Linked DNA regions of Homo sapiens: all the other regions are linked to region 2. Evidence: read pairs that join two places in POLR2A ChIA-PET (ENCODE). Cell type or tissue: OCI-LY7. All regions are shown on one strand. Links, peaks and the distances in the headings refer to the core of each region. The heading gives the core; the rest is flanking DNA.

Region 1 (8,115 bases), core at 991-5,990, 270 kb before region 2:
ATTTGGCTATGGATACTCTTTCGATTGTAATCTGTCTACAACTCAGCAATGTCAGCACCATCTGACAAAGCTGTAACTTTCATTCCAGTCCCTTTTTAATGTTTCCATCATCAACATTCTTAACCAGTTTTCTGCTGGAAAGGAGAACTGTATTCTAAACGAGGGCTTTTAAAGGTACTGCACCCAGTTGTAATTAACTAGCATAATTAGCATTTTATGTGTAATATAGACATGTGTCATAAACTGTTGCTTGAATCCTAAAGTCAGTTCCAAACCCATTTCTCCTTCTGTTATAGAGGTTCGAAGACAAATATGCCTTTTTCTAACTTCCCTTGCAGTTAGGGCCAGCTGTGTGATTTAGTTCTGGCTAATGTGATATAACCAGAAATCTTCTGGAAGACCTCTACAGGGGGAAAAAAAAGTAGCTTCTCTCATAAAAGGAATAGAAACATTTGTTTGTATATATACTCTCTTTCTTCCATCCTTAAGTATGTAATGTGATATATGGAGTCTTTGGCAGCCAAATTGTAATCATAAGGTGACAAGCCTCAGAATGAAAAGTTAACAAGCTAAGAAGGTAGAGCAGAAAGACAGAATCTGAATTCTTTTTTTTATTTTGAGACAGCGTTTCATTCTATAGCCCAGGCTGGAGTGCAGTGGCACAATCTCGGCTCACTGCCACCTCCCCCTCTCGGGTTCAAGTGATTGTCACACCTCAGCCACCTGTGTATCTGGGATTACAGGTGCAGGCAACCACGCCGGCTAATTTTGTATTTTTAGTAGAGTCAGGGTTTCACCATGTTGGCCAGGCTGGTGTTGAACTCCTGACCTCAAGAGATCCGCCCTCCTTGTCCTCCCAAATTGCTGGATTACAAGCATGAGCCACTGCATCTGGCCAAGGGACTGAATTTTTTTTTTTTTTTTTTGAGAAAGGGTCTCACTCTGTTGCCCAGGCTGGAGTACAATGGCGCGATCTCGGCTAACTGTAACCTCCACTTCCCAGGTTCAAGTGATTCCCACGCCTCAGCCACCTGAGTAGCTGGGATTACAGGTGTGTGCCACCACGCCCAGCTAATTTTCATTTTATTATTATTATTTTTTTGAGACAGAGTCTCGCTCTGTCACCCAGGCTGGAGTGCAGCGGCGCAGTCTTGGCTTACTGCAAGCTCAGCCTCCCGGGTTCACGTCATTCTCCTGCCTCAGCCTCCCAAGTAGGTGGGACTACAGGTGCCTGCCACCATGCCCGGCTAATTTTTTGTATTTTTAGTAGAGACGGGGTTTCACTGCGTTAGCCAAGATGGTCTCGATCTCCTGACCTCGTGATCTGCCTGCCTCGGCCTCCTAAAGTGCTGGGATTACAGGCATGAGCCACAGCGCCCGGCCTAATTTTCATATTTTTTTAGTAGAGAGAGGGTTTTGCCATATTGGCCAGGCTGGTCTCGAACTCCTGACCTCAAGATATCTGCCCTCCTCAGCCTCCCAAAGTGATGGGATTACAGGTATGAGCCACTGCGCCCAGCCAAGAGTCTGAAAAATTTTTTTTTTAATCTTTCAAGCTTTTATTTAAATGCCATGATCCAGGATGGATTTTAGATCTTGTTGAAAGCAGCCACATCCATGGGCTGCACATAGTCCTCAAACGCAGTGATCTGCTCCTCCAGCATATCTGTTCCAACTTTATCATCCTCAACTACACACTGTATTTGAAGTTTCTTAATTCTGTATCCCACTGGAACTAGTTTAGATGAGTCCCAGACTAAGACGTCTGCTTGAATGCTTCTGACGCCCTCTAATTTCGCCATATCTGTCTCATCATCCCAAGATTTCACATCTAATAAGATGGAAGACTTGGAAACAAGTGCAGGTTTTTTGGCTTTCTTTGATTCATATTGTGCAAGACGTTCTTCCCTTAGCCTCTTTGCTTCTTCACTTTCTTCCTCATCATCAGATCCAGAGAGATCAATGTCATCATCATCTTTACTATCTGTAGCTCCACTTCCTGTAGTGTCTTCCACATCTGCAGGACCATACTTGCCCAAAGCTTTCTTCACTCCTGGCAGGCTGGCCTTTTCCTTTTCGTAAGACTTGATGTGATTATACCAACATAGAGCATGACACAAGTCGGCAGGCAGTGGGCGGGGCACTGCTTCAAATACTGCCACATCTGCTTGTGATGGCACATACCCCTTGATGTAGCTCTTGTCTGTCAGGTAATCATTGAGCACCTGGAGGCCGGCGGGGCTTTTCAGGTCTCCAAAACCCATGGCTTTGGCTGTATCTGAGAGTTCTCCATGTACGAATTGAGGGCCCTGAATTAAGTGGCCCACAGATTGTCCTTGGACCTTTTGTTGCATTTGAAAATAAATTAATAAAATGGGCCTGTCTTAAATTCCTACCTCCACAGCTCCCGAAGATAATGGGAACTGCCGAGTCTGAGTTCTTAACGACATTATTGAGCTGCCAGAATAGCCCCGAGATAACCTTCTCTGGACTTCTTGTTAAGGATACAAACTCCTAAGAGTTTAACCTACCTGTCAGACTTTTCTTTTTTCTTTTTTTTTTTTGAGATGGAGTCTCGCTGTGTCGCCCGGGCTGGAGTGCAGTGGTGCGATCTCAGCTCCCTGCAACCTCTGCCTGCTGGGTCCAAGCAATTCTCTGCCTCAACCTCCTGAGTAGCTGGGATTACAGGTGCCCGCCACCATGCCCGGCTAATTTTTGTATTTTTAGTAGAGACAGGGTTTCACCATCTGGTCTTGAACTCCTGACCTCGCGATCCACCCGCCTTGGTCTCCCAAAATGCTGGGATTACCGACGTGAGCCACCTCGCCCAGCGTTCTGTCAGACTTTTCTGTTCCTTGTAGCTGAAAGCATTCCTAATGTAAGATGTGGCAGCTTCAATGTGAATAAAGTTAATATAAAATTGGAGAATTTGTCTATATGGTGTTATTTAGGCACAGAAATACAGGTAATATGGGAATATGACAGCATTCGGGGGTGAAAGATCAATTCTAGTCATGCTTTGGACATTGCAAAACATGGGTATTAATGCCAAAGAATCCAGTCCTAGTCATAATTTCTAGGTTTTCTGGCTACCTCCTCAGTCCTTTCCCACTGTACTTACGGCATTTTAAAGTGTTATCTTCCCCAGGCTTAGAAACCTGAACATGACAGAGGCAAGGATTGAAGTTTCAATAATATGGGAGAAGCTAGCTGGGTATGAGTAAGAGTGAGTGGGTGGAGGACATCAATTAAAGGATGAGTGTGTAGAAACATATCAGTTTTCTAACCATGGTTGTTTCTAGGATATCCCAAGTTTATGGTATCTGCAAATTCTTGAATTTCAGTGGGGGAAAGAAGAGAACAAGATATTTAAAAAGGCAAAAAAAAAAAAAAAAAAAGAAGGAGAAACAGCAGCAACAGCCTTTGAAGGTCTAGAAAATTTTCATGCAAGCGTTAAAAGCTCCTTCAACTTAGGGTTTCACTTCCGCCTGGTTTCTGAACACTTATGTGAAGTTGATGGTAAAGCAATGTCGATCATGTGCTAACCCATTCCTGTTAAGTTTTAGATTAATGGTAAAATGTTTGGTAAATTTGTTCATTTGGTATGGAAAGTTAAAGTAGAGGTAGATAATACCTCTTAGAAGTGAGAAAATACATAGGACCCTTGTGGAAAAAAAGTAGTTAGGAAATTAAGAAAATTTGACCATATCAGGAGACGAACATAATAAGTTTCCACTTACTTAATTTTTTTGATTCAGTTTTTATTTCATTCAGTTTTGTTGTTTCTAAAATTTATTTTTGTAAATTTATTATTATTTTTCCTAGACATGGTCTTGCTCTGTCACCCAGGCTGGTGTGCAATGGCACAATCTTAGCTCACTGCATCATCCTCCCAGGTTCAAGTGATCCTCCCACTTCAGCCTCCTGAGTAGCTGGAACTACAGATATGCGCCACCATGCCTGGCAAATTTCTTTATTTTTTTTTTTAGAGACAGCATCTCACTATATTGCCCAGGCTGAACTCCTTGTCCTGAACTCCTTGACTCAAGAGATCCTCCCACCTTGGCCTCCCAAAGTGCTGGCATTTACAGGTGTGAGCCACCATGCCCAGCCTAAATTTATTTTTTATTGATACATAATAGATGTACATATTTTGCGGGTAATGTTATAATTTAATACATTGATATAATTTATAAAGATCTAATCAGTGTAATTGGGATAGCCATCACCTTCCCTATTTGTTTTTTCTTTATGCTAGAAACATTCAAATTAGTCTGTTAGCTATTTTGAAATATACAGTAGATTATTGTAACCTGTAGTTATCCCACTGATCTGTTGAACACTAGATCTTATTTCTTCTATCAAACTGTATATTAATATTTGTGCCCATTAATCAACCTCTCTTTATCTCCCCGTCCCTGCTACCTTGCCTGGCCTCTGGTATCCACCAGTCTACTCTCTTGTCTTCATGAGACCTACTTTTTTAGCTCTCACATATGAATGAGAACATGTGATATTTGTCTTTCTGTGCCTGGCTTATTTCACTTAACATAATGACCTCTGGTTCTATCCATGTTGCTCCAAATGACAGGATTTCAACTTGTACTTAAATTTGTATCGTTTGCTGAGACTTACAAGGCAATCTCTGTTTCCTTAATCATAAAGGAAGACACTAATTCTTTGTGTAACTGAAGAAATCAACCAAAATGTTATTTACTAATGGCACAATGAGAGAATTGATTACTTTAAATGGAGGCTGACACTTGCAAACCCCTGTATGTGTTCATCTGCCTTTTACATTTGTCAACTAGGTTGGTATCCTCTCTGTTCTCTTACTAAAAGTTTTGGAAATGGCTGGCCTTACTGATCAGACACTTCTATAGATGTGGTATGGTCAGAGGTTATATTATTTCTGGTTTGGAGTGAGAAAGAGAGTTTGTAAATGCACTATAGGTAAATATGGCAAGTCTGCAATTACAGCACTATTAAATATTTAGATCTTATGTACAAATGATACAGAATAATTACGAGCTTTATTTTATATTTTGTCTCTACTCTCTGTTGTTCAGTGTTAGACCCTGAAGTACTTCTGATCTAATTAGAATCCATTTTGTCAGGTTTTGTGAATTTCAAAAATTTATGTATGTATGTATGTATGTATATATGTATTGGGATGGAGTCTCACTCTGTTGCATAGGCTGGAGTGCAGTGGCGCGATCTTGGCTCACTGTAACCTCTGACTCCCAGGTTCAAGCAATTCTCCTGCTTCAGCCTCCTGAGTAGTTGGGATTACAGGTGTGTGCCGCCATGCCCGGATAATTTTTATATTTTTAGTAGAGACGAGGTTTCACTGGCCTGGCTGGTCTGGAACTCCTGACCTCAGGTGATCTGCCCGCTTTGGCCTCCCAAACAAAAATTTAATATTAGTTTATATATATAAATACTATCTTGACCACTATTTAAAAAAGATAATTAACAGCATCTCATATTAATATGGATAAATGTCTAGGATATATTGTTAAATAGAGAAAAGTAAAATACAGTGTGTGTGTGTGTGTGTGTGTGTGTGTGTGTGTAGTATATGTATGTGTGTGTGTGTCTGTGTGTATGCCTATGTTATGGAAGTTTATACTAGACTGTTTAGACTGCTTAAAATATTTTTTTCTGTGGGCAAGAGGGTTTTGGGAGATTTTCATTTTCTATTAATACTTTATTCAATTATGTAATATCTGAATTGTTATAATCAACATACATTCTTTTATAATCAGAAAAAAACAAATATTTTCTTTTTTCAAGTAGTGTAAACAAATATATTCCTTTTTCAATTTTATCTTATTTTTATTTTTATTATTTAGAGCCAGGGATTTGTTCTGTCATCCAGGCTGGAGTACAGTGGCACAATCATACCTCACTGCAGCCTTGAACTCCTGGGCTAAAGCAATTCTCCCACCTCAGTCTCCCAAGCAGCTGGAACTACAGACACACCACCACGCCCAGCTAATTTTTGTATTTTTTTGTAGAAACGGGGCCTCACAATGTTGCCTAGGCTGGTCTTGAGCCCTGGGGCTCAAGCGATCCTCCCTCCTTGGCCTTCCAAAATGGTGGGATAACAGGCATGAGACACCACACCTGGCCAAAGGTATTTCAAAGAGACATTTTTGAGTAAAAAAAAAACGTTTTCTGGCTGGGCGCGGTGGCTCACGCCTGTAATCCCAGCACTTTGGGAGGCCGAGGCGGGTGGATCATGAGGTCAGGAGATGGAGACCATCCTGGCTAACAAGGTAAATCCCCATCTCTACTAAAAATACAAAAAAAATTAGCCGGGCCTGGTGGGAGGCGCCTGTAGTCCCAGCTACTCGGGAGGCTGAGGCAGGAGAATGGCGTGAACCCGGGAGGCGGAGCTTGCAGCGAGCCAAGATCTTGCCACTGCACTCCAGCCTGGGCGACAGAGCAAGACTCCGTCTCAAAAAAAAAAAGTTTTCTGATTTTGTGTATACACACAATACAAACAATATTTAAATATATTTTATAATATATTTAAAGCATTGTTTGATGCTTTTAGAATTGAGATGCCTCACTCCTGATCCATTTTTTGGTGTTGGGATTAGCCTCTTGGATTAGGCATGAACTAAGAAGAACGTTTTTTGAGAGAAGGGAGAGAAAAGGAGAAAGCTACCTGAATGAACTGATTTGGAGGGTACTAAGAAAGGCTACAAATAAAAGAAAATCCATAAAGAATTTCTACAACTCAACGACAAACAACCAAAGAACCCTATTAAACTCCCTGTTGAAAAATGGGCAAAGAGGCCAGGCATGGTGGCTCACACCTGTAATCCCAGCACTTTGGGAGGCCGAGGCGGGCGGATCACCTGAGGTCAGGAGTTTGAGACCAGCCTAGCTAACATGGTGAAACCCCGTTTCTACTAAAAATACAAAAAATTAGCTGGGCCTGGTGGCGCACGCCTGTAATCCCAGCTACTCAGGAGGCTGAGGCAGGAGAATCACTTGAACCCTAGGGGCAGAGGTTGCAGTGAGCTGAGATCGTGCTATTGCACTCCAGCTCGGGTAAAAAGAGCGAAACTCCATCTCAAAAAAAAAAAAAAAAAAAATGGGCAAAGGATTTGAATAGACATTTCTCCAAGAATATATACAAATGGCTAATAAGCACATGAAAAGATGCTGAACATCATTAATCATTAGGGAAATGCAAATCTAGCCTACAATGAAATATCATTTCATGCCTATTATCACACAAAACAAAAACAAAAAAATACAAATGTTGAAGAGGATGTGGAGAAATTGGAACTCTTGTGCACGGGTGGTGATAATGTAAAATGCAGCCACTATGGAAAACAGTATGTCAGTTCCTCAAATTTTTATTTATTTTATTTTTTATTTTTAAGAGGCAGTATTCCTCTGTCACCTACGCTGAAGTGCAGAGGGGTGATTGTAGCTCACTGTAACCCTCAAAATCCTCTGATCACCCAAGCGATCCCCCTGCCTTGTTCTCCCAAAGCACTGGGGTTACAGGTGTGACCTACTGTGCCCGGCCCCCTAAAAAAATTAAACTGATAATTACCATATGATCCAGCAATCTCACTTCTGGGAATATACCCAAAAGAATTCAAAGCAAGGTCTCAAAGAGATACTTGTACATCTGTGTTCACAGTAGCATTATTCACAATGGCCAAAGGATGGAAGCAACCCAGTGTCCATTGGTGGATGAATGGATAAACAAAATGTCGTGTATTTATACAATGGAACATTATTCAGCCTCAAAAAGGAAGGAAATTCTGAAAGATGCCTCAACATGAATAACCTTGATGACATTATGCCATGTGAAATAAGCCAGTCACAAAAGACACATACTGTGTGATTCTACTTACATGAAGTACCTAAAGTAGTACAATCGGTAGAGACAAAGTAGCATAGTTGCTCCTAGTGGCTGAGGGAGGGGGAAAATGGGGCGTTCATTTAATGGATATGGAGTTTCGGTTTTGGAAGATGAAAAAGTTCTGTGGACAGACGGTGGTGATGGTTACACAACAAAGCAAATGTATTTAATACCACCACTGAAGTGTATACTTAAAAATGATAAAGGTTGTAAATATGTGT
Region 2 (8,115 bases), core at 1,231-6,230:
TTTGTTCTGGAGCAGTTCCTTAGCTGTGCTATTAAAATTTATGCCATGTTAGGAGGTTCAGTTTACGTGGACCACCTGAGCTAGGAAACAGAAGTACACTGTAAAGGGTTGCTATGGTGGTGTAGGTTGTATAGTTGTATACTGCACAAGTGTGCCTACCTCAGAGGGCAGGTGGGGCTGAGATCCAGCCTGGCTCCGCTTGCCAAGGCAGGTGTTCCTGTGTGAAGTTGTGTTGCCTTGAGGCAAAGGTACCTCCTAATTTGCTCAAAGATGCTGTCCGCATGCCAAGCGTGCTGCCTTGGGATGACATCAGCTCAGAGGAGCTGCCATTTCTAATTTTCCCACAGGTGCCTTAGGGTCTAGCTGCAGCCCTGCCTAGTTTGGGAAGATTCCCCATACCATTCCCACTGGTATGAAAAGAAACATCCAAGGCCGGGCGTGGTGGCTGACACCTGTAATCCCAGCACTTTGGGAGGCCATGGGGGGCGGATCACCTGAGGTTGGGACTTCGAGACCAGCGTGACCAACATTGCGAAATCCCGTCTCTACTAAAAATACAAAATTAGCCGGGCGTGGTGATGCATGCCTGTAATCCCAGCTACTCTGGAGGCTGAGGCAAGAGAATTGCTTGAACCTGGGAGGCAGAGGTTGCAGTAGGCCAAGATGGCGCCACTGCACTCCAGCCTGGGCAACAAGAGCAAAACTCCATCTCAGAAAAAAACAAAAGAAAAGAAACATCCAGCTGGGTGCGGTGGCTCACGCCTGTAATCCCAGCACTTTGGGAGGCTGAGGCGGGTGGATCACGAGGTCAGGAGATCGAGACCATCCTGGCTAACATGGTGAAACCCCGTCTCTACTAAAAATACAAAAAATTAGCCGGGCGTGGTGGCGGGCGCCTGTAGTCCCAGCTACTCAGGAGGCTGAGGCAGGAGAATGGCATGAACCTGGGAGGCGGAGCTTGCAGTGAGCCGAGATCGCGCCACTGCACTCCAGCCTGGGCAACAGAGAACGAGACTCCATCTCAAAAAACAGGCAAAAAAGAAAAGAAAAGAAAAGAAACATCCATATGCTCTCAGTTGGTGGGGAGGGCTATGGAACACACAGTGTCTAGATCCGTAAAACTCACTCCCAGGCCTGTCTCCACTAATTCTGAGGCTCTCCTAAGGTGAGCTTTAAACTTAGCCTTAAGCTATATCATAGGGGTCCTGAATGAAAGGGTGAGTGGGTGAAGAAATAGACTTGGTGTCTGGTGGGGTTTCCCTCATTGTGCTGTTGTGTAACAAGCCTGCATGCTACACAGCTTGTGCAGAATAGCACTTAAAAATAGCCGCAGCCGGCCAGGAGCAATGCCTGGTGGGAGTCCCAACGCTGCCTGAGCTCTGTCCTAGGTGTGTTAGTTTGCTAGGACTGTCATAGCAAAGTATCACTGACTGGGTGGCTTAAACAACAGAAATTTAGTGTCTTACAGTTTTGGAGGCTGGAGGTCCCATATCAAGGTTTTGGCAGGGTTGGTTTCTTCTGAGGCCTCTCTCCTTAGCTTGTAGATGGCTGCCACCTCCCTCTGTCTTCACATGATCTTCCCTCCATGCCTGTGTCTGTGTCTTAATCCCCTTTTCTTCTAAGGACGCCAATCTTATTGGACTAGGGCTCACCCTGAGGGCTGGTTTTACCTTAATTCCCTCTCTAAAGACCCTGTCTTCAAAACAGCGATATTCCTAAATTCAGGGGTTAGGACTTCAACAAATGAATTTTGGCGGGGGGCACAGTTCATAACACTAGGGTTGTCCTGGTTTGCCAGAATTGGAAACTTCCCACATTAAAATAGCCACCAGTTTGGGAAGATGTGTACCCAGCAAGATCTGCCATACTGTTTCACCACAAAGAAGATGCTAACAAATGTCAGTGCAGTGATAAGTGTGATCAGCATAAAGCAACCTCTCAAATTTGGATGCTGTGTCAAAGGCTATGAGAATTAAATGGAACAGCATCTTTGTTTGGATTAACCTCTAAACATCTGAATTTTCTTTTCTCTAGAACAAAGAAAACCATGGGCTGGTGGAGAAGCTGACTAGCCTGGCTGCTCTTCGAGCTGGGGATGTGGAAAAGATTCAGAAGCTGGAAGCAGAACTAGAAAAAGCAGCCACTCACAGGCGAAATTACGAGGAGAAGGGGAAGAGATACAGGGATGCTGTGGAAGAGGTCAGCTGCGGGCGTGTGAGACGGGATGGAAATATGCGGACTCTCTGTGAAAAAGATGAGCGCTGCCAGCTTTTCCTATGAAGTGGATTTCTGCAGAGCAAATCAGATTTTGCTATCAACTTCCATTACCAAAGGGAGCCTACCTTTTAGGAAAGGCGAGATCAGAGGATTAGAGTCTAGGGGAAGGGAGGAGGTTAATAATGAGAGAAATGCAACATAGGTTTTCTCTTTCTTTCAAGTTTTGCAAAATGATGACAGGCCCAAAGAGCCCTGGCTGGCTGCCTCCCTTTCTTCCAGGATGACCTTGGTCTCCTATCACTTGTCCTTAAGGTCTATGCCCTGGAAATGTCTTCCCCTGAACAGCGATGCAAAGCTAGGGTAGGGTTTTCATCTCTGGTGTAGTGAAAAGAGCAGTCAGCATAAAAACCAGATGCCCTAGATTCAAATCTTGCCTTTGTCTGGCTGGGCAGCCTTGGCTAAAGTCCCTTACCCTCTCTGAATTTTAGTTTCCTCATATAAAAAAATGAGAATAACAAAAAAGGACTGACAGAATTGTTGTGAGAATAAAATCATCAGATGAAATACGTTAGCCAAATGCCTACCATAATGAATTTTAGTTTCCTCCTATATAAAATGAGAATAACAAAAAGAGATTGACAGAATTGTTGTGAGAATAAAATGGTCAGATGAAATAATGTAGCCAAATGCCTATGGTGAGTCCCTGCAAAAGTGTGAGCTAGTGTGTTCTAAGAAGGTGATCTTTATTATCATCCACTCTGCTGCATTTTGTTTTTTTTTTGTTTTTTTAGACGGAGTCTTGCTCTGTCATCCGGGCTGGAGTGCGGTGGCGCAATCTCGGCTCACTGCAACCTCCACCTCCCGGGTTCAAGCAATTCTCCTTCCTCAGCCTCCCGAGTAGCTGGGATTACAGGCATGCGCCATGACGCCCGGCTAATTTTTTGTATTTTTGGTAGAGGTGGGGTTTCACCATGTTGGCCAAGCTGGTCTCGAACTCCTGACCTCCAGTGATCCACCCCCGCTTGGCCTCCCAAAATGCAGGGATTACAGGTGTGAGCCACCGTGCCCAGCCTCTGCTGCATTTTCAAAGTCCTAGCACCCAGGGTTGGTGGCTTGGAGGCCCAGAAGACATCCCTTTGCCCTCCCCATGACCCGGTGCTGGGTGCACCAACACTGCTGCCGTGGGCATCGCCAGCTGCCAGTCACCATCAGTCAGCACCACGGGGCCTGCTGCCAGCCCAGCAGACACTTTACCAGGAGAAGTTGAAATGATAGGAATCCTGCTGTGCTCACACATCCTTCCTGAGTCATAACAGTTGCAAAGTGTGAATCCCCTTTACGCCATCAACTGTGTAATCATAGCATATTCGACATATAAAGTCCCCTGGCTATTGAGAAGCTCGACAAAAGGAAGAAGTATGTCCTTGACATTGAGGAGCCCTTGAATGTGTCCTTTCTCCTTGTTTCAGTCATTGCTGGCCAGGTCGGGAATAGTGTCACCTTTGAAGTCACGTTGAGCTCTTGCATGTGAAACAAATGGCAGCGTCTTACAGTGGCTGGTGCTCGCTGTTATCTATAGACAGGAGCTGAGAAAAAATAAACTAATTTAAGAATATACATCTTTTTGTGAAGAAAGGCAATGGTGACAACTTGAAGTGAGGTTTTCAAAAAAGTTTGTTTTTCCCCCTTCCCTCTGCTAGAAATTGGCAAAGCTTCAGAAGCATAATTCAGAACTGGAAACACAGAAAGAACAAATACAGCTGAAGCTTCAAGAGAAGACTGAAGAGTTAAAAGGTAAAGCTTGGGGGGCACAAATCCAGACATTCACTGATTTAGTCACTCAGTAAACAATACTGGGGTTGACCAGTTTTAGAACCAGGGGTCTCTGGTGTACACTTAGTTTAGTGAGGCAATTTTTGCTCACAAGGAATAGCCATATTTAAGTCGTGGTAACTTTGCCCTACAGATTCGTCTGTTTTATTTCTGTCTTTTGTCAGACAGCACAGCATTTCCTCTCTGTGCCTCAGAACCTCCTGGGCCCTTTGCAAAGTACAGATGGTCGGACCATGAGCCCGGAGCTTTTGCATCAGGAAATGGGTGTGTGTGTGTCTGTGTGTGCGCATTCGTGTGTGGTGGTGTCAGAGGTGGTTCAGACATCCGTAATTTTAGAAAACCTTTACGGTAATCCTGATGTACAGTCAGAGTAATGCTGCAGTCATGTTTGGTGCTCACCAAAGATTTGCAGAAAAAATTCTGATCTGTCGGAGTTACTTAGCCTAAGTGACACCCATGTCCTCTGCTACTGTCCTGCCCTGAATGAAGAAGGGCAGACCCTGGAACCAGTAGGTATCACTTCCTTTAGGGCTGTGGAACAGCTACGCTTAGCCTAGCTCTACACATTTGAGCTTTTCAGCTCAAGTTCAACTTGACAATACTTGTTGTACCCCAGAAAAGGCAACAGGCAACAGAGCCTGGTGATCCCTGACCAGATAGTTTAAATCACCACTCTCAGTGATCTTGCCTAGGGATCTCTTCCTTGAGCTCCAACGTGGGGGCAGCAGGAACACGAGGGTTCAGGCCTGGGGATTCTACACGCACCTCTAGCCCAGCAAATGGTGGATATGATGGGGCCCAGAGGAGTGCAGAGCCCTGGGAGTTCAGGGCGGAGAGTGGGAGGAGCGAATGTTGGTGAAGAGGGAGTAAACAGCCTGACACCAGGGCACTGGGGCAGGAAAGGCTGTGCAGGTGCTGACGAGGAGCAGGCCATGCCCTCCTGTTCTAGGTGCTGCGTGCCCTCCACCCTGTCTCTGTAGGGCTGATGGTGTGGGCACAGAAGCCATGTGAATGTCAGAGATGAACAGGAGCATGTCAGAGGTCCGGGAGTAAACCTTGAACCTGAGTTAGGAAAGGGTTTCCTCATCTCCACCCTTTTTATTACAGCACACTCCTCTTGGGTGGTTGTTTTGGCTTTTTTCCCCCCTAACTTCAAATAGAATTTCCCACAAGGGCATTTAAATTCTCAGGAATATAACCTGAAAATTATGTTTCTGAGACCATGTCATGTTTGGGTGAATAATTTTACATCCTCTTCCAAAAAGTCCATGAAAACTTTCAATGTAATATTTATAAACTGATTATCCTGTGCGCCTCCCCCGACATGGCAAACAGTGTTTTGTGAATAGCACCAACCTTTACCTATGCTTGTGACCTAAGACCCAGGGATGCTATCAAATGCTGTTTCTCCTTTTTGAGATTCTAACTTAACATGGACATAATCCCATTCCTCTTGAGAAGTAAATCACATTCGAGCAGCTTCTTTAGCGCATCTGCAAATGGCCTAAGATGGTAAGCACCAGAATTAAAGCCAATGCTTTTGGTTAATTGAAAATTGAGGTTATATAAAACGTGTTGGCTTCTAAATTAAAGCTTGAGCATTTCCCCCAGTATTTCCTGGCTGCCTTACAACGTTCTGAAGCAGTCATTTTGATTCAGAAACATTTGGCACTATGTTAGACAAACTATTAAACTGTTGGCTAAAAAAAAAAAGTAATTTGGAGAATTGCTATCGACGGTGCACCCCGAGGACTCCTTCTGGGGTGGGGCTCAGAGGTGAGGTAGAGCTCAAGGATGAGATATCAGCTTAGTGCAAATAGGGACATCACCATTTGAGGGGCTGCACTGCCATTCTCCCATTTTGATGGCCCCTGTGGCATATGGGTGTGTTGGGAATGTGGGGTTGTCATAGCCATGGAACGTCCTGCCCTTCGGCCTGCAGACTTTGTGTTTGCGACTCTTGTATTTCAGTGTTAACAGCTGCCTTTTTTGTACTTCCTCTTTCCCAGATAGAGACAGACACTTGATTATTTTCTTGGTTATCACAGATGAGTGGTTCTCAGCTTTGCTGCCACCTCACCCCCCAGACATTTGCCAATGTCTGGAAACAATTTGGGTTGTCACAACTGGAGCAGAGGTGCTACTGGCTTCTAGAGGGTAGAAGCCAGGGTTGCTGCTCAGAATCCTGCAATGCGTGGGACAGCCCCTCTCCACAGCAAAGAATTATCCAGCCCAAAGTAGCAATAGTGCCAAGACCGAGAAACCTTGTCACAAATGGATCATTTTCTTCCCAAAGGGTTTCTATTTATTTATTTATTTTTTTTTTTTTTTAATTTTTTTTTTTTTTTTTTTGAGACGGAGTCTCGCTCTGTCGCCCAGGCTGGAGTGCAGTGGCGGGATCTCGGCTCACTGCAAGCTCCACCTCCCGGGTTCACGCCATTCTCCTGCCTCAGCCTCCCAAGTAGCTGGGACTACAGGCGCCCGCCACTACGCCCGGCTAATTTTTTGTATTTTTAGTAGAGACGGGGTTTCACCGTTTTAGCCGGGATGGTCTTGATCTCCTGACCTCGTGATCCGCCCGCCTCGGCCTCCCAAAGTGCTGGGATTACAGGCGTGAGCCACCGCGCCCGGCCTCTATTTATTTTTAATAATATTCATTGTCTCAAAGCCAATATCTACTTTAATAAATAACAGACCAACAAAAGTACTATAAATGAAACTATTTATTGATAATTCCAATCTGACAAATTTGTGAGAATTATTATTTTGAAACCCCCTCATCTTTATTTCTTGTTTATAAAAAATGAGCTATACTCTCATTGTAAGTCCTGTTAATAATAAACATCACATGATTGTCCTGACATTCTCACTTTCTTAAACATAACATGAAACAATCAAGGCATTGATTTGGCAGACATATCTCAAAAAGCATTCTCTTTTTACAGAAAAAATGGACAACCTCACCAAGCAGCTCTTTGATGATGTACAAAAGGAAGAACGGCAAAGAATGTATGGAATCTAGTTTGCCTTAAAGCTACTTTCTTTCTTCTGTCTGTGCTGTTTTATATTTTCCATCTCAGTTTGCATATAGCAGACACAGATACAAGAAAGTGGGGTGTGACTGTTTTTAGGAAGTGAGATTAGAGATTTATGAGAGCTAAGTTCCACAATGTGTACTGTCAGATACTGAACACATTCTAGACTAGTCCATAAAGCTTCTGCTGGGTGGGTACAGTGGACCACCAGGAATTCTTTTCTTTTCTTTTCTTTTCCTTTCTTTCTTTCTCTTCTTTCTTTCTCTCCTTCCTTCCTTCTCTCCTTCCTTCCTTCTCTCCTTCCTTCCTTCTCTCCTTCCTTCCTTCTCTCCTTCCTTCCTTCTCTCCTTCCTTCTTTCTTTCTTCTTTCTTTCATTTTCTTTCTTTTCCTTCCTTCCTTCCTCCCTTCCTCCCTTCCTCCCTTCCTTCCCTTCCTTTCCTTCCTTTCCTTCCTCTCCTTTTCTTTCTTTTCTCTTTCTTTCTTTTCTTTTTTTTTTACTTTATTGCTAAGACAGTGCAAAATTCAGAGACTACCACCACCTTCAACTTCTACCAAATCCAAGAATTAAGATTCTTGCCTAGGAAATAAACCTCCCTCCTTTCCTTCCCCACCTATTGTCCTTGTTAGTTTGTCTTTTATCCCAAAAGATAAGGTAAGTAATGGACCTCACAGAAATTAAGGCAGGTGCCTGACCTTGTACTGTACCAGCCCACCTTTCCTATCTCAATAGCAAACCCTTTGCTAACCTCCAAGGACTCCAATCTGGGCTTCCCTTCTCTTAAGGAGTCAAAGGTTTTTAGATCTCAAAGTTGGGGTACATGGCAGGGTCCCGGAAAGAGATAGAACATGCTTGGCACATCTCTTTTGGGGGCTAGGAAGCTCAGGGCTGCCTGTGGTGGTAGGATACAAAACTTCCCCATGCAGTGAGCAGGACAGCCTGCGTCTGGGTGAGGAAGCAGGATTCTAAAGAGAGGAGGGAATATCACAGAATCGCTCCAGGAGTTAACAAATATATGAAGTGTTTCATGA
Region 3 (8,115 bases), core at 991-5,990, 330 kb before region 2:
GTAAGATTCTGTCTCTACAAAATAAAATAAAATAAAATAAAAATTAGCCAGGTGTGGTGGCATGTCTGTAGGCCTGTAGTCCCAGCTACTTGGGAGGCTGAGGTGGGAGGATCACTTGAGACCAGGAGTTCGAGGCTACAGTGAGCTACTTTTAAAATATTTTTTAAAAATTTAAAAGGCCTGTGCTGTGGCTCACAGCTGTAATCCCAGCACTTTGGGAGGTCATGGCGAGTGGATCACTTGAAGCCAGGAGTTGAAGACCAGCCTGGCCAACACGGTGAAACCCTGTCTTTACTAAAAGTACAAAAACTAGCCAGGCATGGTGGCCCACACCTATAATCCCAGCTACTCGGGAGACTGAGGCATAAGAATTGCTTGAACCCAGGAGGCAGAGGTTGCAGTGAGCTGAGATCATACCACTGTACTCCTGCCTGGGCAACAGAACAAGATTCTGTGTCAGAAAATAAATAAAATAAAATTTGGCCGGGCACGGTGGCTCACACCTGTAATCCCAGCGCTTTGGGAGGCCGAGGCTGGCGGATCATGAGGTCAGGAGTTCGATACCAGCCTGGCCAATATGGGGAAACCCCCTCTCTACTAAAAAATACAAAAATTATCCGGGTGTGGTGGCACGCACCTGTAGTTCCAGCTACTCAGGAGGCTGAGGCAGGAGAATTGCTTGAACCTGGGAGGCGGAGGGTGCAGTTAGCCGAGATCGTGCCACTGCACTCTAGCCTGGGCAACAGAGTGAGACTGCATCTCAAAAAAATAAAATAAAATTTAAACTAAAACAGATTAAATACAACAAAGCCAGTCTAAATTTTTGATTGTGTGCTTGGTATTTTGCTGAAACTAAATTTCCAATGTATTTGGAATATGGCAGCAATTGTTAAAAGTTGAGGGAGTTTTTGAGTTTGTCAAGTAAACACTCCCCTAGGCCATGTGGTGGCTCAGTTCCCCTTTTAAGAGTAAACTATGAGGTCACTAAGTTTCCAGAGTCATAGATACAATCACATTTTAAGTTCAGCTCCATTCTTTTCTCATTTTCTTGGACAGTTGGAGTAACCTGCTGAGTCTTTGTCAAAGAAAGCTCAGATGCAGAACCCACATAGCACTACTTAGATGCAACGTGGTGATTCAGATTCCCCAGAATATGCTTATATTTGCCTTTGAGATAACCACTGAAGTGAAAACAAAACATTTAAAAGTTTTGAGTACAGATCTCATGAATCTATCAGCAGTAAGCTAAGGCATGTGTACTAGTCCTGGAGGGGAGAAGAGGCAAGTGGAAACTTAAAACAGATAATTCTGGCCCTACAGGGTGGCTCTTGCCTGTAATCCCAGCACTTTGGGAAGCCAAGGTGGGAAGATCGCTTGAGGCCAGGAGTTTGAGACCGGCCTGGGCAACATAGCAAAACCCCGTCTCTAAAATAATAAATCTACACCTGTAGTCCCACCTACTCCAGAGGCTGAGGGGAGGATCACTTGACCTCCAGGAGGTCAAAACCACAGGGACCTTTGATGGCACCACAGTGAGCTTTGATGGCGCCACTGGGTGACTGAGGGAGACCCTGTCTCAAAAAAAAAAAAAAAAAAGATGGTAATTTTAATTGCACTGTGAGCAGCTTATGCTCAGGGACCCTGGTTTATATATCTGTTCTCTCACAGCACTCAACATTGTGCTTGACATTATTTACAAAATGGTTGAATGGATTTTCCTCAGAACTTTTCTGTTAAAACCTTTGCCAAAGTACTATTTCAAAACAAATGACAATGCTAGTACCACAGAGAAGAATAGACCATGGTAAGATGAAAACCTTAGCTTAGACCCACTTAAGAACTCTTGAACGAAACTACAGTGATGTGTGTATATATTTTTTCGTTTGTGTTGTGGCCTTAATTTTTTTTTTAAGATCTCAATAGCAAGTTTTCTAGAGGTTATAAGACTCACCAAACTAATATGTCTTGGAAAGGATACCCACAGGAAAGCTGTCAATGAAATTATTTGTCAGGTAAGAGATACAGGTTGGTGCCTTTATGAGTGGTAGAAGAGGAAAAGAACCTTTATCTGCATTATTTTAATATATCAACCATAAAGAGATATAAATTGTTTTCCCATGCTTCCAGTATTTTAAAAATAGGAGTTCATATTGGTATTTTCAGGAGCTCTTTTGACAACTACTTTTGGTTACCTAAAGGCTGAAGAATGTTTTTGTTATGTTTGAGACAGGGTCTTACTCTGTCGCCCAGGCTGGGGTGCAATGGCACAATGATAGCATATTGCCGCCTTGAACTCCTGGGTTCACCTAGCCTCCCACCTCAGCCTCCAAGTAGCTGGGACTGCAGGTGTGAGCAACCGCCTCATCCATGTTTTCTATTTCTATTCAGAGTGAACACAACATGCTCCCTTGGTCTCTGCAACCATCGATTCCTAACAGCCTAGAGGTAAACCTCAGAAAAGTTTTTAAATGTTTCTCTTAGCCGTCTTAGCAGTTTGCGATACAACAGTTTGTTAGGGTTGCTTCTTTTGTTTGTGCAAGACTTGAATACTTAACTTCTAATCCAGAAGCTGTGTTTACTATAACATAAAATATTAAAGATGAGCTGATGGTGAAATCCTCAAGTGTGAAGAAAGTTTCTTAGCTTTATAGCTTTATGGAAACAAGTACATTGTATTTTTTCATTCAGATGAATGAACTTTTATTGAACATTCATTAAATGCTAGGCACTAGGCAAACAAAGACTTAATAGAATGACAACAGTAATTTTCCATAGAGCTTGATACAGTATTGGTACCTTCCTGGCAGTATCCCAAAGGATTTGTTGGCTTTCATTAATCCTTTCTAGTTATTCGTCAATCAGTGCATCAGTCAACATGTTGCTGAGCAGATAGAGGAGAATTTGCTTAGAGTGGTCAGATTTTTATTGCTGACGTTGCTGTATAACCCTCCTCTGCCGAAGGCTGAAAAGTGGTATCAGTCATTGAGACATAATTCTGCTCAGTGTATAATAGACTACAAAATAATCCTTAGTTATTTGAGTGTCCTTTTTACGTGTATATATTTATAACTTATACCCCACCTATTCACAGAAAGGATTTCTGATGTATTTCAGTGGTACAATTCACAAAAATGCACATGCCGAGACAATAACTATTATTAAAAATACTGTTCTTAAGATTTTTGTTTTTGTTTTTTGGATACATACATCGTATACATGTATCTGTGTGTAAACATGTATCTGTGTTACCATATCCTGGGGTTCCTTTCCCAGCTTGTAGCCAATAGCCAAAAGTTCAGAATTCTGCCTTCTGCGGACCCTATTATCAATTTAGAAGCTACTTACCTAAGTAAATCCATTTACATTACAGCATCTATTTTTAAAATGTAGTAAAATTGCTGTGTAACACAAAGGCTTCTTGGAGAATGAAACTTCAAAACCAGATTTGAATCATAAAAAATACTTCTTCACGGTGGCTCACACCTGTAATCCCAGCACTTTGGGAGGCAGAGGCAGATGGATCACGAGGTCAGGAGTTCAAGACCAGCGTGGGCAAGATGGTGAAACCCTGTCTGTACTAAAAATACAAAAATCAGCCAGGTGCGGTGATGGGCACCTGTAATCCCAGCTACTCGGGAGGCTGAGGCAGGAGAATCACTTGAACCCAGCGTGGGGAGGGGTGGAGGTTGCAGTGAGCCGAGATCGTGCCACCACACTCCAGCCTGGGCGACAGAGTGAGACTCTGTCTCAAAAAAAAAAAAAAAAAAAACTTCTTAAGCTTGCCATATCCACCCCCTTTGTTGGCCCTTTCTATTGTATCTTTTTCATTAATTTCTGCTTTTTATTTCTCCATTTTCTTTGGGCTCCTTTCTTTGTCTAACTTCTTAAATTGGATGCATCGCTCATTGAGATTTAGCTTTCTTCTCTGATATAAGCCCTTGAGAGATACTTGCTATACCTGACAAGTTTTGGTATGTGTAGGGTTTTGTTTGTTTGTTTTTAAAGAAACAGGGTCTCACTCTGTCTCCCAGGGTAGGCTTAAGTGACCCTCCCACCTCAGCCTCCCAAGCAGCCAGGACTATAGGCATATAAGCATCTACCACGACACCTATCTAATTTTTAAATTTTTTTTGTAAAGGCCAAGGTCTTACTGTGTTGCCCGGGTAGGTCTAGAACTCCTATTTTTTTTAAATACTCGTGCTTTCTTTTTTAACCAGGAATTATTTAGAAGTATGTTTTTAATTTCTAAATATTAGAGATTTATAATTTTTTTGTTGTTACTGACTTTAATGAATTGCAGTCATAGATGGTGGTCTGGAAGAAAATAGTTAAGATTTGCTTTATGGCCTAGTATTAGTCAGTTTTTCCATTTGTGCTGTGGAAGACTATGCATTCCCTAATTGTTAGATGTAAAATTAAAATCAAGTATCTTAACTACTTTATCTTTTATAGCTATCAATAATTGAGGAAGCTGTGTTGAATTCCATAGTAGTGGACTTGTCAGTTGCTCCCTATAGTTCTGTCAGTTTTTGCTTTGTATATTTTCATGCCATTTTATTAGTGGCACAGTGGCTCACGCCTGCAGTCCCAGCACTTTGGGAGGCCAAGGCAGGAGGATTGCTTGAGGCCAGGAGTTCTAGACCAGCCTGGGCAACATAGGAAGACCATGTATCTTAATAAAAAAAAAAAAAAAAAAAAAAGTAGGTGCACTGCACTAGCTCTGTTTTGGTAAGGATTTTTTGCCTGGTATGTTACCACCACCACCCACCCTCAGTCTTTTTACTTTCAACCTATGTCCTTGTTTTTAGATTTTTTTAAATGTGTACTCCACAAGTGGCTAGGTTTTTTTTTTTTCCTTAATCCAGCCACTGGATTTAAATGGACAGTCTGTTGCTTCAGTATGGTTATTGTGGTTATTAACATATTGGGATTTGTTTCTCCTTATGTTTGGTTTCTTTTTGGTATTTAAAATTTTTTTTATTTTTCTTCCTTTCTTGCTCTCCCCAACACTCCTTTTTATTTCTGCTATTTAATTGGTTCCCCTTGAAATTTTTCATGCATTCTTAACTAAACAAGATGTAAAAATTAAGATTATAAACCCTTTTCTAAATTATACAGGACCATAGAACACTTAAACTAAAAATATGGTACTGTTATAGTATTCTTTTCTTTTTTAACTCCACATGATAAAGATATTAAAATTACAATATTGACTTGTTATCAGTATATGTGTATGTATATACCAATTTTCTTTGTTTAGTAATAGTCATTCCTGTCCTTTATCCCTTACATCCTAACCTATTTAACCCAAAGCTTGATTAGTTTATGATTTAATCTTTCTGTGATTCTTTTTGGAAAAAATAAACAAATAAATAACTATTGGCTTATCTCCCCTTTGTTTTCATTCTAGCTTAAGTAAATGTTTAGGAATTCCCTTGAGGTCCAGAAACGTGGAGTCACATCAAATTGTGTTCTATTTTGCATTTTTGAACATGACTGTGGATAAATCGCTTATTTTACCTGCTTTTATCAGTGTCCTGTTGGGAGACAGGAGCAGAAACCACTTTGCATGTTTTTAAAAAGGAAGGAATATGATTTTTAGGGAATAAGGTTACAAATTATTAGAAGGAATAGAGGAACAAAAGGGAGGAAGATGGTGTTTCCAGAGGTAAGGATTACAGAAAGCCTTTGACCCTGCAAGGATGAGTACTGTTCAGAGTCCACCATCGTCTGCCTCCCTTGTCGTGTAGCTGCTACTAGAGCCCCTGTTTATCTGCCATATGTCCCTCTGTAGGAGCTCACAGGGGCGACTGCTGTCTGCTGTTGGTGGTGGCATCACCAGGAGCAGAATGGATTCTTTCTCTCATGCCTTTTAATCTGGCATAGATGCCGTTGACAGAACCTAATAAGAACTCAGTAACTGTCAGAATATTAATGCATGTCCAAGCACTTGAACTAACTTATCATTAAGGTCCTAGAACTGCCTAGCTCTGTAGAATGTTTCTGTAGGATTCATGAAAACTTTTGTGGAAGTCTTAATGGTGTTTACCACATTTAAAAATCTAGATTAGGTCATCTTTTCCCCCCTGTTAAATCCAACTGAAATTCTGAATCCAGTTAGGAAGTTGCAGCTAGCAGGGGCTTTCAGTTGTGCTATGTATTTGGCAAGAAAGTTCAAGAATCGGCTTGTTTTTTTCTAAGACATGTTATAAATTCATTCTAAATATAAATGACATTTGCAGCTCATAGATGCTGTTTTACCCAAACATTTTTTAATTTAATTAAGCATGCTTAATATGATATATCAATGTATTCCTTATTAAGAAAACAAGGGAATGCGGCTGGGCCCAGTGGCTCATGCCTGTGATCCAGCACTTTGGGAGGCCGAGGCGGGCAGATGACCTGGGGTCAGGAGTTCGAGACCAGCCTGGCCAACATGGCAAAAAAAAAAGAAAAAGAAAATAAGGGAATGCCCGGATTGTGTACAAGGTATTTTCCTTTATATATCAAATGGAGGAAACCTGCAGAAACACTGGAAACCAGAGTAAGTTGCTACCTACATACAATTTTCCTTTAAAAATTTTTAAGGAATTCGGGGAACTATTAGACTTGGAGAACTATTTCAAATCAAAGGAAGAAGTGGAGAGCTCTCACTTCCTAGGCTCAAGAAAGCTGAATTTTTATTGGAAATGTAGGACTCCAGTAACACCCTTAATTTGAAGGTGCAGGGACTAAAGGGTGACAATTAGCTTGGGATCCTTTTCAGCCAAAATTATTTGAAGCCAGCTGTGCAGGGAAACCCAAGAGTAGGCCTCTCCTCCCACATCCACTTCTAAACTGCAGCACTGAGAACACCCTTGGGCTGCAGTAGATATCTGCAGTGAGGGCTGAGCCACATCGAAGCTGTGCAGTGACTCAGCCCGCCTTCCTACATTAAACTTGGTAATCTTACATTTATGTTTATTTCTCTGGCTTTGGTGATGAATATGGTATAGTCATATCTTACATGGGGTTAGGTTCTAATGTTAGTAAGGGAAAAAAATCACATATAGCTAAAATCACCCTTGACAAAATTCTAGAGAAGGCATAATCATATTGGAGACTGCCCCATCAATTCTCAGTAGAGCAGGTAGTCACTTTTATGTCCAGCGTTTGAACAGATGGCTAGATGGCTAGGGTGATTCTTAAGTTGAGTGCTAGCTAAGGTAATAGGCTTGTATTGTACGGGCTGAGATTTTAAACACTGCAATGATAAACAGCATGTTGATGTACTTATGCTCTGCAAGATACCCAACGAGAGACTAACGTGGGAATGGCAGGTTTGCATCACATACCTCACACTTACCTCTCTGGAGCATACCCTTCTTGAATGGAATGACTGGTAGACTCACCACTATTTAAATTCTCTATTTCTGGCTAAGTGCACATAATTGAATGTCGTGCATGTCAAGTGAGTGAATGACGTGGCCACTGTAAAGAGATAACATAAATGGATGAATCTGCAACATAAAAAGAGGCTCCACAGAAAACAGTATTTGACAGAAGCAGCTTTTTTCTCAAAATTCTCCGAGACTGAAAATGAGAAGATCTAACAACAAATGAAGAAGCAGTTCAGGATGAAATACTGATAATATATAAAGTGAATGAAGCTGATTATAAAACATGTATGAGAGCTGGATGTGGTGGTGCATGCCTATAATCCCAGCACATTGGGAGGCTGAGGTGAGAGGATAGCTTTGAGGCCAGGAGTTCAAGACCAGTTTGGGCAATATGGCCTGACCTGTAATTTTTTCCCCCCCGTGGGTACAAAGGGAAGGGAAACAGGATCTTCATCTTTTTTTTTTTTTTTTAATGTATGAATATAATTTTGAGTGAAATATATGCCAAAATTTTATGAAGTTTTTTTTTCTTTCAGTGCTTAGATAGATAAATGGTTTGCTTGCTATATAAGAACATAGGTTTGACATTTATGGATTTAACATTCCTGCTTTGACTATTCCTAAGTAACCTGGAAGGCTCAAGATAGGCAGAGGTATGTGATTTTGCTGATTTAATGTGCAGAAATGAGTCCATTACTTAGAAAATGTGCCTTGCCAGCTGCCCGGTTTATCTATC

The links. ChIA-PET counts read pairs that join two places held together with the same protein. Peaks named below come from ENCODE experiments on the same cell type or tissue, not always from the same donor. Only the 100,000 strongest peaks of a DNase experiment are listed, where the experiment ranks them.
Region 1: POLR2A ChIA-PET joins it to region 2 with 6 read pairs; 2 of 35 experiments call an interaction of 5 or more read pairs at or near these places.
Region 3: POLR2A ChIA-PET joins it to region 2 with 6 read pairs; 5 of 35 experiments call an interaction of 5 or more read pairs at or near these places.

What each region holds. Positions count from the first base shown.
Region 1 is chr15:52,499,338-52,507,452 of GRCh38, reverse strand. All of the region lies in intron 1 of MYO5A (myosin VA), which reads left to right. It also overlaps the pseudogene EEF1B2P1. Among named protein-coding and RNA genes, the nearest start is that of MYO5A, 25 kb to the left of the region's middle. In OCI-LY7, for the core only: no CTCF peak of the experiment used is centred there; DNase peaks (open chromatin) are centred at 2,142 and 3,472; H3K4me3 peaks cover 2,060 bases; H3K27ac peaks cover 3,598 bases.
Region 2 is chr15:52,231,566-52,239,680 of GRCh38, reverse strand. It overlaps MYO5C (myosin VC), which reads left to right. Exons shown (of 41, transcript NM_018728.4): 22 at 2,035-2,199; 23 at 3,918-4,011; 24 at 6,996-7,059. It overlaps LOC105370820 (a long non-coding RNA gene), which reads right to left. Exons shown (of 4, transcript XR_007064638.1): 4 at 2,355-3,803. Among named protein-coding and RNA genes, the nearest start is that of MIR1266, 42 kb to the left of the region's middle. In OCI-LY7, for the core only: no CTCF peak of the experiment used is centred there; DNase peaks (open chromatin) are centred at 4,280, 4,930, 5,480 and 6,060; H3K4me3 peaks cover 2,850 bases; H3K27ac peaks cover 3,290 bases.
Region 3 is chr15:52,558,520-52,566,634 of GRCh38, reverse strand. The region is part of intron 1 of ARPP19 (cAMP regulated phosphoprotein 19); the gene reads left to right. Among named protein-coding and RNA genes, the nearest start is that of ARPP19, 6.5 kb to the left of the region's middle. In OCI-LY7, for the core only: no CTCF peak of the experiment used is centred there; no DNase peak of the experiment used is centred there.